Regions from separate parts of the Mus musculus genome. Here region 1 is linked to region 2. A link is a loop called in an ENCODE intact Hi-C map of the cell type or tissue named here. Cell type or tissue: left cerebral cortex. All regions are shown on one strand.

The links. A loop is a pair of places that touch in the nucleus more often than their neighbours do. Peaks named below come from ENCODE experiments on the same cell type or tissue, not always from the same donor. Only the 100,000 strongest peaks of a DNase experiment are listed, where the experiment ranks them.
Region 1: a loop joins it to region 2, with 5 times the contacts of the local background. A loop is called at or near these places in 2 of 42 quality-filtered maps.

The regions. Positions count from the first base shown.
Region 1 is chr6:43,637,933-43,645,932 of GRCm38, forward strand. All of the region lies in intron 2 of Tpk1 (thiamine pyrophosphokinase), which reads right to left. Among named protein-coding and RNA genes, the nearest start is that of Tpk1, 24 kb to the right of the region's middle. In left cerebral cortex, no CTCF peak of the experiment used is centred here; DNase peaks (open chromatin) are centred at 2,651, 3,904, 4,647 and 7,344; H3K27ac peaks cover 2,090 bases.
Region 2 is chr6:43,512,234-43,520,233 of GRCm38, forward strand. The region is part of intron 5 of Tpk1 (thiamine pyrophosphokinase); the gene reads right to left. Among named protein-coding and RNA genes, the nearest start is that of 9430018G01Rik, 74 kb to the left of the region's middle. In left cerebral cortex, no CTCF peak of the experiment used is centred here; DNase peaks (open chromatin) are centred at 4,818 and 5,187; H3K27ac peaks cover 517 bases.

The sequences.
Region 1 (8,000 bases), 130 kb after region 2:
TGGAAAGACAAGTTGTAAGACATCTCAATACTATACACCTAATAAAGGGGGAAGGAAATTAACTTTCAGAGTTCCGTAGTGAAAAAGCAAGGAATCTAAAGGACAGGAACATAACATACATTTCCCTAGAGAACACAAAGATGAAGAATCAGCACTCACAAACAATGCTACTGTTGGTTAACAGGAAATTCTAATCAAAATCACATTATCATTATACACCTTTCAGAATGTTTAAAATAAATGTGGTGACATATCAACTAATGGAAAGGCACAGAGGAACTAAGCACTCACTTACCACTGAGAATGGCCACTCTAGAGAAATATGACAGATCTATTAATAGTTAACCATGCAGCTACTACACAACACGGAAACTACACTTCTGGGCACTTACTCAGTGGAAATATAGACGTATGCACACAACATTTACAGCAACTCTATTTCTAAAAATTCCAAACTAGAAGAAACAAGCCAGTGTTCACGAAGGGGTAGTTGGTTACACTGCCATATCCCTACCATACATACTCAGCAATAAAAAAATAAAATAAAATAATAAGAAAAAGTGAGATACTGATATGCTAGACAACTGGGAGGATTCTGGATTGATACAGGAAATCTCAAATCACATTCTTTATGTGGTCCTATTCAGACAAAATCGTTGAACTTAAAACATGGGTGTGGAGGAAAAGGAGATGTGAGTCCATGAAAGGAACCACAGTTGCCTATGGTGATGGAACATTTCTGTATCATGAATGTAGGGAAGTTGACACAAACACATATATGGGCTAAAAACTGCCGGACAGGATCAAAAACGTAACCCAGCTTGTCTTGGGATTTCTACTGCTGTGATAAGGTACCATGACAAAATTGACTTAAGAAGGAGGGAGTTCATTTCATATTACACTTACAGGTCACCGTCCATCACTAAGAGAAGTCAGAGCAAGAACTCAAGGAACTGGAGAAGAGGACATGGAGGAGCAAGGTTCCCTGACTTTAATGACACCCAGGACCACAAGCCCAGAGATGACACTGTCCATAATAGGCTGGGCTTGACCTCTTTAATCACAGTCACAAAGATGTGTCGCAGGCTTGCCAACAGGACAGTCTGTTGAGGGCTTTTTTTTTTTTCAGCTAAGGTTTCTTCTTCCCAAATGACTCTAACTTGTACCAAATTAGCATGAAACTAACTAGCACACAGCTCTATGTTCTTCACTAGAAAAATAACTAAAACCTAAAAACCCAACATTTGCAAGTAAAAAAATACAAAAATACATGAATTGGAAAATAGTACTTAGCAGTTAATGCAGCTTTAATACCAGCAGGGACTGGAGAGATGGCTCAGCAGTTACCAGCACAGGCTGCTCTTGTAGGGGATTTGGGTTCCCAACACTCACATGGAGGCTCACAACTGTCTGTAATTACAATCCCAAGGAATTCGATGGCCTCTGTGGCCTCCACAGTAACTGTACACACATGGATCACAGACATAAATGCAAGAAATATACCGATATATATTTTTTAAATTAAAAAAAAAATAGGCAGGCGAATTTCTGAGTTTGAGGCCAGCCTGGTCTACAGAGTGAGTTCCAGGACAGCCAGGGCTATAGAGAAACCCTGTCTCAAAAAACCAAAAAAAAAAAAAAAAAAAAAGATGACGACAACAAACCGCATTGAGATTCCATCTTGCCACAGGCAGACTGGCTATCATAAAGAGAAAAAAAAAACCTGATGAGAAATCAATATGGAGGTTCCTCAAAAAACTAAAAGAGGCCGGACAGTGGTGGCGCACACCTTTAATCCCAGCACTCGGGAGGCAGAGGCAGGTGGATTTCTGAGTTCTAGGCCAGCCTGGTCTACAGAGTGAGTTCCAAGCCAGCCTGGGCTATACAGAGAAACCCTGTCTCAAAAAACAAAAAAAAGAAAAAAACAAAAAAAAAGAAAAGAAAGAAAAAAGAATAGCTTGTTGAAGTTAGTCTTAATGGATATAACTTGATATCCTCATTCAAAAATAAAGTATTATAAGGGCTTGGAAAGATTATCTAGTGATGTAGAGAACACAGTGCCTTCACTGAGGTCTAAGTTTGATTCCTAGCAGCCATGTGTGGCAGCTCACAACCACCTATAACTCCAGCTCCAGGGATCCAATGCCTCTGGTCCCTTAGTTATCCCTGCTTACATGCACTCACACACACATAATTAAAAATAAAACAAATCTTTTAAAAATGGGTATAATAGAAATATATGCTAAGTAACTATTGTGATATTTCCACAATCCTTAAAATGTTCAGATCCAATATTAAGTTTTCAGATACTATTAATGGACTAACTGATGGGCGGTATTCCTAGAATTTTCTAACAATACACATCTCTAATAATGCCTATATGGAGGACCCTTGCCAAACATTTACCACCAGGATTCCACCAGAGCCCCAAGGTAAATAAAATGAATAAATATGCTGTTAGCTAATATCCCTTTCCAATATATCCCTTTCGCAAAAATATACAAATCAACACAAAGGGGATATTTTATTGAGACATCCAAACTCACTTTCATTAAAATGGGCTGGGGAGTCATAATGGTTATAATCAAGAGAACACATTCTGAGAAGAATAAGGAAAAAGAAAACACTTTGTGCCGGCGGAAGGAAAACTGTGGAGCCACCAGGCAATCAGTGTAGAGACTCCTACAAAACAACTCATGCAAGCTCACACTAGTTTTCTAACAGAAATAAAATTCAATTGCAAGTAAGTACAAAATACAAAATTCATCACTTGAATTTTATGCTCTTGTCAAGAAGAGAATTATAGTCCTAAAAAGGAAGTTTAAAAGTAAATGACTAATATTATTTTAGGAACAGGAACTAAAACTTGATGTGACCCACAAGCATATACAAAAATACCAGCTAAAAGATAAAGCTCCAAAACCCACAGCCTGCACACTGAATATTCTTAATTTATCACAAATCCTCACATAAAATAGAGCTCCCAGGCTGATGGAATATTCTGTAACTTGCAAATTCAATTATATGCTAATAGCTCTGTAAGAAGCCAATCAAACACTGGCTAGCACACTGATTCTACATGCAGTTCAATGTAGATGCAGTTCTTGTTAGAACTCTGCATATAGTTCATTGTACATGTGACAGTTATCAGATAATCAGGAGCCAAATATAAAAACACTGACCCCATATTTTTTAAATGGGAAGAACAGAGTAATTTTTTTGACTAACATTACATTTTGAAGCCATCTCTACCCCAGGCCTCAGGGGTAGACATCCGGTCTCTTTCCATCTCTCCTACAGCATTCTGGACAGGGCGACTGGTCAGTGTTCTGCCTTCAGTAAATGCCTGCAACCTAAACAGCCCAGAACAACCTCAGGACTCTGACTTCAACACGTCGTCCATAAGAGATTTCTGTTAGCTCCTGTGCCATGGTCCCGTGGTTCACTGGAACCCAATTATAATTTTACAAAAACAACTCATTTTAACAAGCTGATCTCTACTGTTCTCAATAAAGCCGTCCTTTTTACACATTGTAGTTTTAATTTTCTGGTACTTCTGAATTTTTCCAGTTCATAAGTAAATCAAACACATTCTTATAGTAGATAAACACCCAACAATGTGCTATTTCCTGTGTGTCAATAAATCCTCTGAATATGCAGAAAACTAATAACTCATTACTTTAGAAGTTCTAGTTTATGACAAATAGATTTAAGCCTCTTTTTCTCTCAATAAAGTGTAGTTTTAGTTATAAAACCAAGACTCACAGTGTTGCTTCATGCTCCTGCCTACTTAGCTGACTGAAAAGAACAAAGGTAGGAACATTCAAGAACACGACCTAAGTTCTCCCATATACTAGAAGTGGTTAAGAGTGCTTCCTGCTCTTCCAGAGGACCCAAGTTCAGTTCTCAGCTCCCACATCAGGCAGCCCACAAGAATCCAATAGTGGCCTCTGCCATTCAAGCACACAACATCAACAAATGCTGCCTGAACTATCTCAGCTCAGATTTGAAAATGCTATATACCATGAGTTACAATGACTTTATTACACAAGAAGTTTTCTGTTCTTATACAAAACAGTGTAATAAAAGAAAATAGGACTTTTAATATTGTTCTACTATCAGTCCTTGGCAAGTAAGTATCAAATTAGTACATCTTTTGATAATATTGCATTAGATTTGATTTTAAATTTTGCTGTTTGAGTTGCTGACATTAGTTTCATGAATGTCATACTGGGTCACAAGATTCCATAACAGGTGAAGCCAGCCAACCTGAGGTCAATGCCCAGGACCCACGTTGTGGAAGGAGAGAACTGACTCCTGCAAGCTGTCCTCTGACCTTCAAAAGTGTACACAGTACACACACACACACACACACACACACACATACACACACACACACACACCAATTCCTGCTCAGACTGACTACCTCATTTCTCTCTACACATTATAGAAAAAAAGTCTCAAAAAAAAAATCTTTGAGCTCCATTGTAATTGTTTAGATCTATCGCAGTGAGGCTTTGAGTCGCACCCAAGGAAAACACATCCAAATCTTCAATGACTCGAGTTTAAATGTGCAGGCTGCCTTTTAGGCATCATCTGAAATAACCATAAACAGCAGTGAACCCTGTTCACCCGCCCTCGCTGTACTTCCTTTATCTGGATCCCATCTGTGCACTCCTACAGTCTTCCTCCAGCTGCACTGGTGAATTCTTCACTCTCTTTTTTCCTGGTTCCTTGTTTTTTGCTCTAATCTCTTAATCTCAGAGTAGCCCAGGGTTTAATACTTGATTCTCAAATTTTACATAAAAATCAACCAGGCATTCAAATAAGAGCCCAATCTTTTAAAGCAAACATTGCAGCAAACGCTTAAAAGTCAAGAATTTTCTGTAACTGTTTTAGTGCATTTCATTTCTCTGTGACATATGCAACTACAGACTAGCATACTAATAACTTCCATGACAGCACCTATTCTTCCTTGTTGCAGAAAAATCTTTTCATTCCACACTTTTTGCAAACACTCCTGAGTGTCTTATAGCAATCATCATGTTAACTGATTACTCCTCTGTCTTGGATCAGGAAGGCTAGATGCTGGCTCAATACTGTTCCAACCAATACTCAATGTGGTACCTAGAACAAATTAGTAGCAATTTAAAAACAAAACAAACAAACAAAAAAGATAAATAAAGGCTAGAGAGATGGCTTAGCAGTTAAAAGCACTGGTTCTCCAGAGGAAAAGAGTTCTATTCCCAGCACCCACATGGCAGCTTACAACCATCTGCAACTCCAGTTCCAGAGGATCCAATGCCTTCTGTGGGTGCCCCGGGTACTACAAATGGTACATACAGACTTATATGCAGGCAAAATAAACATACACATAAAATAAAATTGTAATTAAAAGAAAATCCAAATCCAACCTAACTGTACTGGAGTATGTGGGATGGAGGGCACATCAGAAGGATGTTCTAGCACTCATCTGTACTGGGCAGAGGGAAGGGAACTACTTGTGTTTAGAGTTACACTGAGATTCCTCGACAAGTAACATGTTTACCACATAGATTTAGGAAATAAAATAATTGTTAAAATATTCATAAATAAGCTAGCTACTATAGAAGCAGCTTAGCAAACTGTACACTCATACATACTATCACCAAGGGTCTGAATGTAGAACTAGATGTAAATCCCCAGAGCTGACCACAGGGCTACTGTGGACTGATATACCTGGGTTTATACCTTGAAGCTTTGTAGGTTCCTATATACAAATCCGGAATAAATCACAGAACTCTTGGGAAAATGGTGTGGTTCGTTGGACTTAATTGTTTTAACTGGCAAACTTTCTCTACTTTTGAGCAAATATTTGTGGACTGAACAGGACAATGATGGGTACCAGGAGTAAAGGTTATACCTTCAAACATGAGCCATTTGCTCCGGCTGATAAATCAGACAGCTGCTCCACACCACATTCCATAGAGTTTTCATAGGTAGCTCATTTCCTGCTGCAGTATTAAAGCCTCCTGCAGCTGCACACAACATCAGTCCCACCTTCTCTTCCTCTTCACAGAAAGATGGGAACTGACGCTCTATGTAAGGCTTGTTCGTGTCAGCAAATAATCTGCCCTCTTCACATACGCTGCTGGCCTCTGTAGTAACCTCTCACATAAGACGACATCTTATTACACATAATCATTGTACTACAATATGCAACTTAAAAAATGCTAGTCTGTGTTTTGAAAGTCTTCTCAAGCTAATATATTCATTTCCCAACCATTCATAGATTAAACTATATTTCTAAGTTAAGAGGAAAAAAATCACCAAGTTGTACCAGCCCTTTTGATTACAAAATCCAATTTACATTTTACTATAATCCTTACCAATCAGCATTATGCAAATTGTGACATAACTGAATGCTGCATAAAAATCTCAATTATTCGTAATAAAATTTTTTAAAAAAAGAGTGTTTCGAAGTTCAATTTTACTAATAAGATTATTGCACTTTAACTTAATAAAAAGAAAATACTTTTAAACTAATCCCACAACATGAGTTGTATATATTGAGTATCAGTATAATATTCCTAAATTAACATCAAATTCAAGAAATGGATAACTGCCCAGATTCTATTGCCTCAACAAGTCGTGCAAGTTTGTGCTTTTGAATTTGTTTGTTAATAAACAACCAATTATATTTATGCAAGGCTCTTTTTAAAGCAACGTTTTACAGTAATGAAAATTCTGACTATATAAGATAAATGGTAGGCTGGTATTTACCCTTGTGGTTATGACAGCCTATTAAAGCAATTTATCCTCTTGCAATTTAAGTTTCACCTCCATGCTTCTTAGTTAAGTATGCAACAAAATGCAAACTAGATTCTACAGAAATATATATAAATACTCAGTGGAAGTTCCAAATAAAAGTATTTTCCTACAAAATTACAGTCATTTATTTATATTTAGTCTGCAGAAGCAGTAGAAAAGTACTTACTTTTCCCTGTATATTTTCATAAAGTTTCACATTATAAAAATAAGACTTCAATTTGGATGCTGAAATCACTGAAAATCTCCAGAATTGCATTCAAGTCTTTTTCACTAATAATACATCTTTGCATGTAATTTTAGAGGGTGTGAAGGCTTTTTGGTGTATTGCAAAGATTTTGTCACTTTTCTCACTCTCATACTGTTTTTCAAGAAGCTTCCTCAATGATGACTGTCCAGACTTTCTTCTGTATCTGTAATTATATAAGCGAAGTACTCAGTACTGTTGCTTTAAATTCACATTCTGTCTGCTGTTACTTCTCACCCACAGAAGCAGCTCTGTAGTCTAGAGCCAATTGGTCTACCAGCCTGACTTCCTCAGGTGACAGCCACTGAAGGATATATTTTATCAAACTTCCTTCACTACTCTTCAGGAAAAACACATTTGATTTCTTCATCACCCACAAGCCAAACTCTCCAGCATTGCTAGTCAGCCACCACAAGCAGAACACAGACATGTTTCATCAGCCAGCACATGGTTCCTGACCTCTATACTACTAGACAGAGCAAGGCAGAGTCACAGGCATCTTGGGTAGAAATCAGTATCATCTATTTAGTCTTCCATGAACTTCAAATCTGTGATTTCTCTCAAAGAGTGTAAATGAGGATTATGCATAAAAACTCATCAGGAAGAACATAAAATGGAAGACTAGCAAGAGGAAGATCTTTATATAAAGACACATGCTTGCAGAAAGGATCTAGATAAAAATGATAGTTCATAAACTAGATGACACTTTTGATCTGAAACTAATGTCCTGGCATCTAGAGCCAAATTACACTCAGAATAAACCAGGATAAAGCCACTGCTCTAGACAAACCTGCGGGCTCTGCTATAACTCTTTAAACAATACAACCAGAGCTATTTCTCTGTTTACAACACAGATACCTTGACATTATCAGAACTGCCAGATTACAAGGTGGAAACCCTTCACCACCAGAAAACATGTTAGATGGAAAACCACAAAACCTTTCAT
Region 2 (8,000 bases):
TGACAAGATTCAACACCCATTCATGATAAATGTCTTGGAAAGATCAGGAATTCAAGTCCCATACCTAAACATGATAAAAGCAATATACAGCAAACCAGTAGCCAACCTCAAAGTAAATGGAGAGAAGCTGGAAGCAATCCCTAAAATCAGGGACTAGACAAGGCTTCCCAGTTTCTCCCTATCTCTTCAACATAGTACTTGAAGTATTAGCCAGAACAATTCGACAACAAAAAGAGATCAAGGGGATATAAATTGGAAAAGAGGAAGTCAAAATATCACTTTTTGCAGATGATATGATAGTATATATAAGTGACCCTAAAAGTTCCACCAGAGAACTCCTAAACCTGATAAACAGCTTCGGTGAAGTAGCTGGATATAAAATTAACTCAAACAAGTCAATGGCCTTTCTCTACACAAAAAATAAACAGGCCGAGAAAGAAATTAGGGAAACAACACCCTTCTCAATAGTCACAAATAATATAAAATACCTTGGTGTGACTCTAACTAAGGAAGTGAAAGATCTGTATGATAAAAACTTCAAGTCTCTGAAGAAAGTAATTAAAGATCTCAGAAGATGGAAAGATCTCCCATGCTCATGGATTGGCAGGATCAACATTGTAAAAATGGCTATCTTGCCAAAAGCAATCTACAGATTCAATGCAATCCCCATCAAAATTCCAACTCAATTCTTCAACGAATTAGAAAGGGCAATCGGCAGATTCATCTGGAACAACAAAAAAACCAGGATAGCAAAAACTCTTCTCAAGGATAAAAGACCCTCTGGTGGAATCACCATGCCTGACCTAAAGCTTTACTACAGAGCAATTCTGATAAAAACTGCATGGTACTGGTATACTGACAGACAAGTAGACCAATGGAATAGAATTGAAGACCCAGAAATGAACCCACCCACCTATGGTCACTTGATCTTCAACAAGGGAGCTAACACCATCCAGTGGAAGAAAGACAGCATTTTCAACAAATGGTGCTGGTACAACTGGCAGTTATCATGTAGAAGAATGTGAATCGATCCATACCTATCTCCTTGTACTAAGGTCAAATCTAAGTGGATCAAGGAACTTCACATAAAACCAGAGACACTGAAACTTATAGAGGAGAAAGTGGGGAAAAGCCTTGAAGATGGGGGCACAGGGGAAAAAATCCTGAACATAACAGCAATGGCTTGTGCTGTAAGATCAAGAATTGACAAATGGGACCTCATGAAACTCCAAAGCTTCTGCAAGGCAAAAGACACCGTCAATAAGACAAAAAGACCACCAACAGATTGGGAAAGGATCTTTACCTATCCTAAATCAGATAGGGGACTAATATCCAACATATATAAAGAACTCAAGAAGGTGGACTTCAGAAAATCAAATAACCCCATTAAAAAATGGGGCTCAGAACTGAACAAAGAATTCTCATCTGAGGAATACCGAATGGCAGAGAAGCACCTGAAAAAAAGTTCAACATCCTTAATCATCAGGGAAATGCAAATCAAAACAACCCTGAGATTCCACCTCACACCAGTCAGAATGGCTAAGATTAAAAATTCAGGTGCCAGCAGATGCTGGCCAGGATGTGGAGAAAGAAGAACACTCCTCCATTGTTGGTGGGATTGCAAGATTGTACAACCACTCTGGAAATCAGTCTGGCGGTTCCTCAGAAAATTGGACATAGTACTACCGGAGGATCCATCAATACCTCTCCTGGGCATATATCCAGCAGATGTCCCAACCGGTAAGAAGGACACATGCTCCACTATGTTCATAGCAGCCTTATTTATAATAGCCAGAAGCTGGAAAGAACCCAGATGCCCCTCAACAGAGGAATGGATACAGAAAATGTGGTACATTTACACAATGGAGTACTACTCAGCTATTAAAAAGAATGAATTTATGAAATTCCTAGCCAAATCGATGGACCTGGAGGGCATCATCCTGAGTGAGGTAACACATTCACAAAGGAACTCACACAATATGTAATCACTGATAAGTGGATATTAGCCCAAAACCTAGGAAACCCAAGATATAAGATACAATTTGCTAAACACATGAAACTCAAGAAGAATGAAGACTGAAGTGTGGACACTATGCCCCTCCTTAGAATTGGGAACAAAACACCCATGGAAGGAGTTACATAGACAAAGTTTGGAGCGGAGCCGAAAGGATGGACCATCTAGAGACTGCCATATCCAGGGATCCACCCCATAATCAGCTTCCAAATGCTGACACCATTGCATACACTAGCAAGATTTTATTGAAAGGACCCAAATGTAGCTGTCTCTTGTGAGACTATGCCGGGGCCTAGCAAACACAGAAGTGGATGCTCACAGTCAGCTATTGGATGGATCACAGGGCTCCCAATGGAGGAGCTAGAGAAAGTACCCAAGGAGCTAAAGGGATCTGCAACCCTATAGGTGGAACAACATTATGAACTAACCAGTACCCCAGAGCTCTTGACTCTAGCTGCATATGTATCAAAAGATGGCCTAGTCGGCCATCACTGGAAAGAGAGGCCCATTGGACACACATACTGTATATGCCCCAGTACAGGGGAACGCCAGGGCCAAAATATGGGAATGGATGGGTAGGGAAGTGGGGGGGAGGGTATGGGGGACTTTTGGGATAGCATTGGAAATGTAATTGAGGAAAATATGTAATAAAAATATTAAAAAAAAAGAAAATGTGAACAAAGGAGAAAAACTCCTCAGTTGCTGGTATGATTGCAAACTTGTACAATCACTACAGAAATCAATCTGGATGTTCCTCAGAAAATTGGAAATAGATCCACCTAAAAAGTCAGCTATACCACTCTTGGGCATATACACAAAAGATGCCCTGCCAGGGGCACATCATCTACTATGTTCATAGAAGCCTTATTTGTGATAGCTAGAAGTGGGAAAAAGCCCCAGAAGTCCCACAGACGAAGCATGGATACAGAAAATGCAGTTCATTTGTACAATGCAATACTACTCAGCTATTAAGAATGAGGACACCATGAGCTGTGCAGGCTAATGGATGGAACTAGAAACTTTTCATCCTGATTGAGTTATGTCAGACTGAATGTACTTACTAACAAGTAGATATCAGACAAAACATACAGAATACCCAGGATAAAATCCACAGAACTCAAGAAGGTTAACAAGCCAAAGAAAGGGCCCAAATATGGATGCTTCAATCCCGCTTGAGAGGGAGAAGAAAGCAGAGGGCAGTGGGAGGGAGGGAATTAGGTGGCAAAGGGAAGAAGGGACAGGCAAAAAGGGGAACATGATCAAGTACTGAGAGCCAGCAGAATGAATGGAAATATACAACTTCAGTACGGGGGCAGTTAAGGGAACCCTTTAGAATGTACCAGAGACCTGGGAGGTGAGAGACTCTCAGGACTCAAAGGGAGGGATCTTAGATGAACTGCCCAACAGTGGGGAGAAAGAACTTGTAGAATCCACCTCCAGTAGAAAGACAGGGCATCAAGTAGAGAGATGGGGTTGCTATCCCACAGTCAAAAACTCTGGCCAGAATTGTTTCTGTTTAAAAGAATGGCAGAGAGAAAAATGGAGAAGACAGTGAGGGAAAGAAGGTTCAGTGACCAGCCCAAATTTGGACACATCTCAAAGATAGGCCTCAAGACCTGACACTATTAGTGATGCTATGAGATCCCAAGGCCTGACAATATTAGTGATGCTATGATGCACTTATACACAGGAGCCTAGCATGGCTGCCCTCCAAGAATTTAAACAAGCATCTAACTGAGACAGAAGAAGATACTTATATCCAAACAATGGTCTGAAGCCAGGGACCCCTGTGGTTGAATTAGAGAAAGGCTTGAAGAAGTTGGGAAGATGGAGACCCCATAGGAAGATCAGCAGTCTCCACAAACCTGGAAATCCCAAGATCTCTCAGACATTAAGTCACCAACCAGGCAGTATACAATAGCTGGTCCAAGGCCCCATGGCATATATAAAACAGAGTACTGCCTCAATGATAGAAAAGGTACCTAACCCTTGAGAGACCTGAGGCCCCAGGAATTGGGGAGGCATGGCAGTGTGTGGGGGCTTATGGGGGCGTGGGGACATTGTTTTAGAGATGGGGAGGAGCAGGAGGAATGGGATGAGGAACTGTAATAGGAAAGAATGGGAGGGGGGAAATGACTGAACTGTAAAAAAGATTAAAGGTAATCTTTTTGAAGAAGAAAAAGAAGGAGGAGGAGGAGGAGGAGGCGGAGGAGGAGGAGAAGGAGAAAATAGTAGCACAGAGAGAGAAAAAAAAGAACATAATTTTATCAGAACTGTTATATAGAGACAGGTCACACAGAGAGAAAAGACTAGACATAGGTTAAGATAGAATGAGCCAGAATGAGAAGGAGCCAGAAATTAGAACAGATTGTCAGACTTGAGGTTAAACAGAGCAAAAGGTCAGAGGACAAAAAAGGAAGCCAGACTGAATCAGTCAACTTGGGGAGGAGTTTTATCCAGAGCAACTGAGTTGACCAGCAAGCCAGAGTTCAGAAAGAACTAGAAAGAGCAAACTCATTCAGCAATATGCCTCAGGGCTGAAAACAGTATGGGCCTAGATAAGAAGCTAGAAGCTTATAGGTTTAGCAGACTGAGGCAGTAACCCTTGGACACAAGAATTACATCAGGCAAATAAATGTTACTATTACAAGGACTTTTTTCCAACCATCTCCAGAGAGACTAGGATGCCCATGGTGAAGGGATTGGAAGAGTGAAGATATTCATGGGTAATGATGCCTACTTACCTAGTACATTTAGACAGCAAGACTTAAGTAACCAAAAATGCAAATCCTATGCAAGGAAAAGGAGATGATAGTATTTCTGGATCACGAGAAGCACTGCTTTCTTTTTGAGAAACTAGATGAATGGGCATAGCGACTAGAAGAAATCTTGGATTCCAGGACAGACTGCCTCTTTATCAATGTCCTACTTCCACCAACTCCTAGCTGTACTACCTGATGTAAGTGATTCAGCATCTTTTCTTATTTTCTATATGGTACAGTAATATTTCTATTAAGTTGCTGCACAAACTAAATGAATTTTTAGATGGAAGTACATGCAAATTGGTATACTGTAATACCTTAAAGTGTGTTGTTACTATCTTAGTTAGCTGTATTTTAGAGCAGTTTCACCTACACTCTTGACTAATTTTAGAGTAGGTTTGGCTTACATCGAAATTAAAAATTACTGTCTATGTGTTCTGACACTGGTTATGCACAGCATTCTCCACTGTTAGCATCCTCCACAGAGTGGCACATTTTTTATAGCTGAATAGAGACACATGTCCTTGTTGCCCAAAGTCCATAGTTTACCCGAGCATTCATTGTCAGTGTTGTAAACTCTATGAGTTTGGCCCAATATGTATAACTATATTCATCATCATATCATATGGTGTATTTTTAATGCCCTAAAATTTCTTTTTAGATATGTTATTTTTCCCCATGGGTTTTAAAAACAAGAGTAGGAGTATATACCTTTCATGAAAAGTTTCTGAAACAATCAAAGATGCTTAGCAGCATCCAGGTACAATTTTAGCCTAGTTAGAAACCAATACAGAAGAGCAGGTGCTGTTGAGTTGTAGGTAGACATTTTGGGGCAAAATACATTTTAAAATATTAAGGTAAATTTCTACCTCTTTCAGATTTATTTAAGGTAACTCCCTTGTGGGTTTCCAGAGAAACTCACATAATCTCATGTCTTTTTTACATGAAATATTATATAAGACCTTGCCACTCTAGTTTTAAAAGAAGGCTTAGTTCCTGCTTCTACATTGACAGCCTTCTATTTACTAGGGATGCCAAGATGAATGGACACAGATGTGAGGATTCACTAGGTCACCATGTTAGCAGGAATAAAGAGGAAAGTCCAGATTGAATTGTTTCTATCAAGCTCTGCAAACAAGTACGAAAGAAGAAAGAAACAAAACCTCTGGAAGGTGAGCAGACAGGGAGCCCAAGCGAGTAGGTTCCTTCTACCAGTGATTCAGGAAAGAGAGAGTGCCAGAGACCCTTGAGAATAGTGTGTGAAATACAAGAGGATTGAGGAGGGCAGGCATGCATTGAGGGGTCATGGGGATCTCACTTGGTAGGGCCTGTGATTAAAGAGCAAAGGCTCTTCCTTCCTAAATACCTTAAGGATATTAAATCACTTCAAACAGTTTCAAAAAATATACATGCAATCAATTCAATTTGAAAGAGCTATGATTGAGGCAAATGCAGGAATTAAGGTACATTCAAGAGATAGTTTCACATGATGTTCCCCTGGCAGCCTCTTCCCCTTGTAAGATGCTAATAAAGGTTAGGCAGCCAGTTCAGAGAATGTAAAGGAAAGAGCCTGTCACTCACTGTCAATGGAAACTGTCTGTCTGTAATTCCCTCAGATACAGCTTCATATCACATCATATGCTAATTAGTCTTCCTTCCTAAGCCTACAGACTTGCTGAGCTCAGAATTTGTTTGCTTTATTTTGTTTCTAGTTTTTTAAAAAAAATTCAAGTGAATGGAGGTGGCCTTTCAATGTTTTATATTCACTTTCCTTACATAATAAACAATTATGTTAGCTTGAAAGTTTTTAACAGTTCAGTTTGGTATGTTCTTTAAATTACTTAATTTTAAAATATCTATATTTTATTAGCATGTGGGTAGGAGGTCTGAACAAAAGACACTAGTAAAGGTGAACATAATAATATTCATGAGATCTAAGTAGATCAGGGTAGACATTTTTAACAGGAGACATTCAATGAAATTTAAATAGAACTGAACCCATGGCTTCATCAAATTCAAAAGATATTCTAAAGGATTCTGACTGCGAATTAAAAAAAATTCATAAACTATATACTTAGAGATATGAACAGACAAGAAATATTTTTAAAGCAGCATTTATGAGAAACAACAGACATGCTCATAGGACAATACCTTTTGAAAGGAAAAGAAAGATTGGGCCAGAATTCTAGTCTTTGTAGAGCATCGATGCACCCTGATCACTGTTCCATCATTAGTGTAAACACCTAAGGAAATCAGAGGCATGGAACAGGATTTGATTTTTTTTTCCCCACATGTAGTAGTGAGACACTCAGTGGTGTAATAACTTATTTTTACAGTTCAAGAAAAACTCTATTATCTATAAAAAACTAAATAAATGCTATTAACATCCAAAATTGTTATTTATTTAAAACACGCATGTACCTATCCACCCATCTTACTGACCACTTTAACACTTGGGATCAGTGCCCTCATTCTTAAACTGCAATTAAAATTCAAAGCATTATTCAATATCAGTAATTCACTTATGAAACAATAAAATGTCTATTCATATGACACCTGCAAGCCAGTTTTTAATGATTTTCACTGAGAAAATTCTATGTAAGCCCAAATACCATTTTTAGCTGTAGTAAACACAGTGAGGTGGCTGTGACATGGGGTAACACAAGAAAACATTATCTATAGAAAGAAAAATTGCTTTTAAAAATTTTGATCTTCTTTGTTGAAAACAGGCTTTAAAACTTAGTATGTGGCTTCAATAATATTATATGACAATAAGATTTAATCAGAAAACATTTGTTTAATAAGTCATTCCTAAATAATCCATTCAATTTGCTCACACTCATCAGATGTCCCAACTAAGAAAATGTCAGGACACCATGGAAGGCAAGAAGAAGAGCCTAGGCATCGCTCTTGGCCTCTAGTTATATTTCTGCAGCTGCCAGGTGGCCTGTAACCTTAACACAGAGTAGAAAACAGGTGGTCCATGGCACAGCCTTTCTGCTGCCTTCATTCAGCTTTACACTGCAGTTGGAACAGCTCCTCAGTCAGATCTTTGCCTTTATAATTATAGTACTACACAGTCCTTAGATAGCATGATAAAATTGTGGATGTTCTTTTCGGAACAAAATTAGAGAGGAGATTTCGAGTCCCGTGTCTGACTAATAACTAGTGGTGCTGCTCTTCTATCTAGAGGATTTCCTTTGTGGTTCAGAATTTCCAAAGTC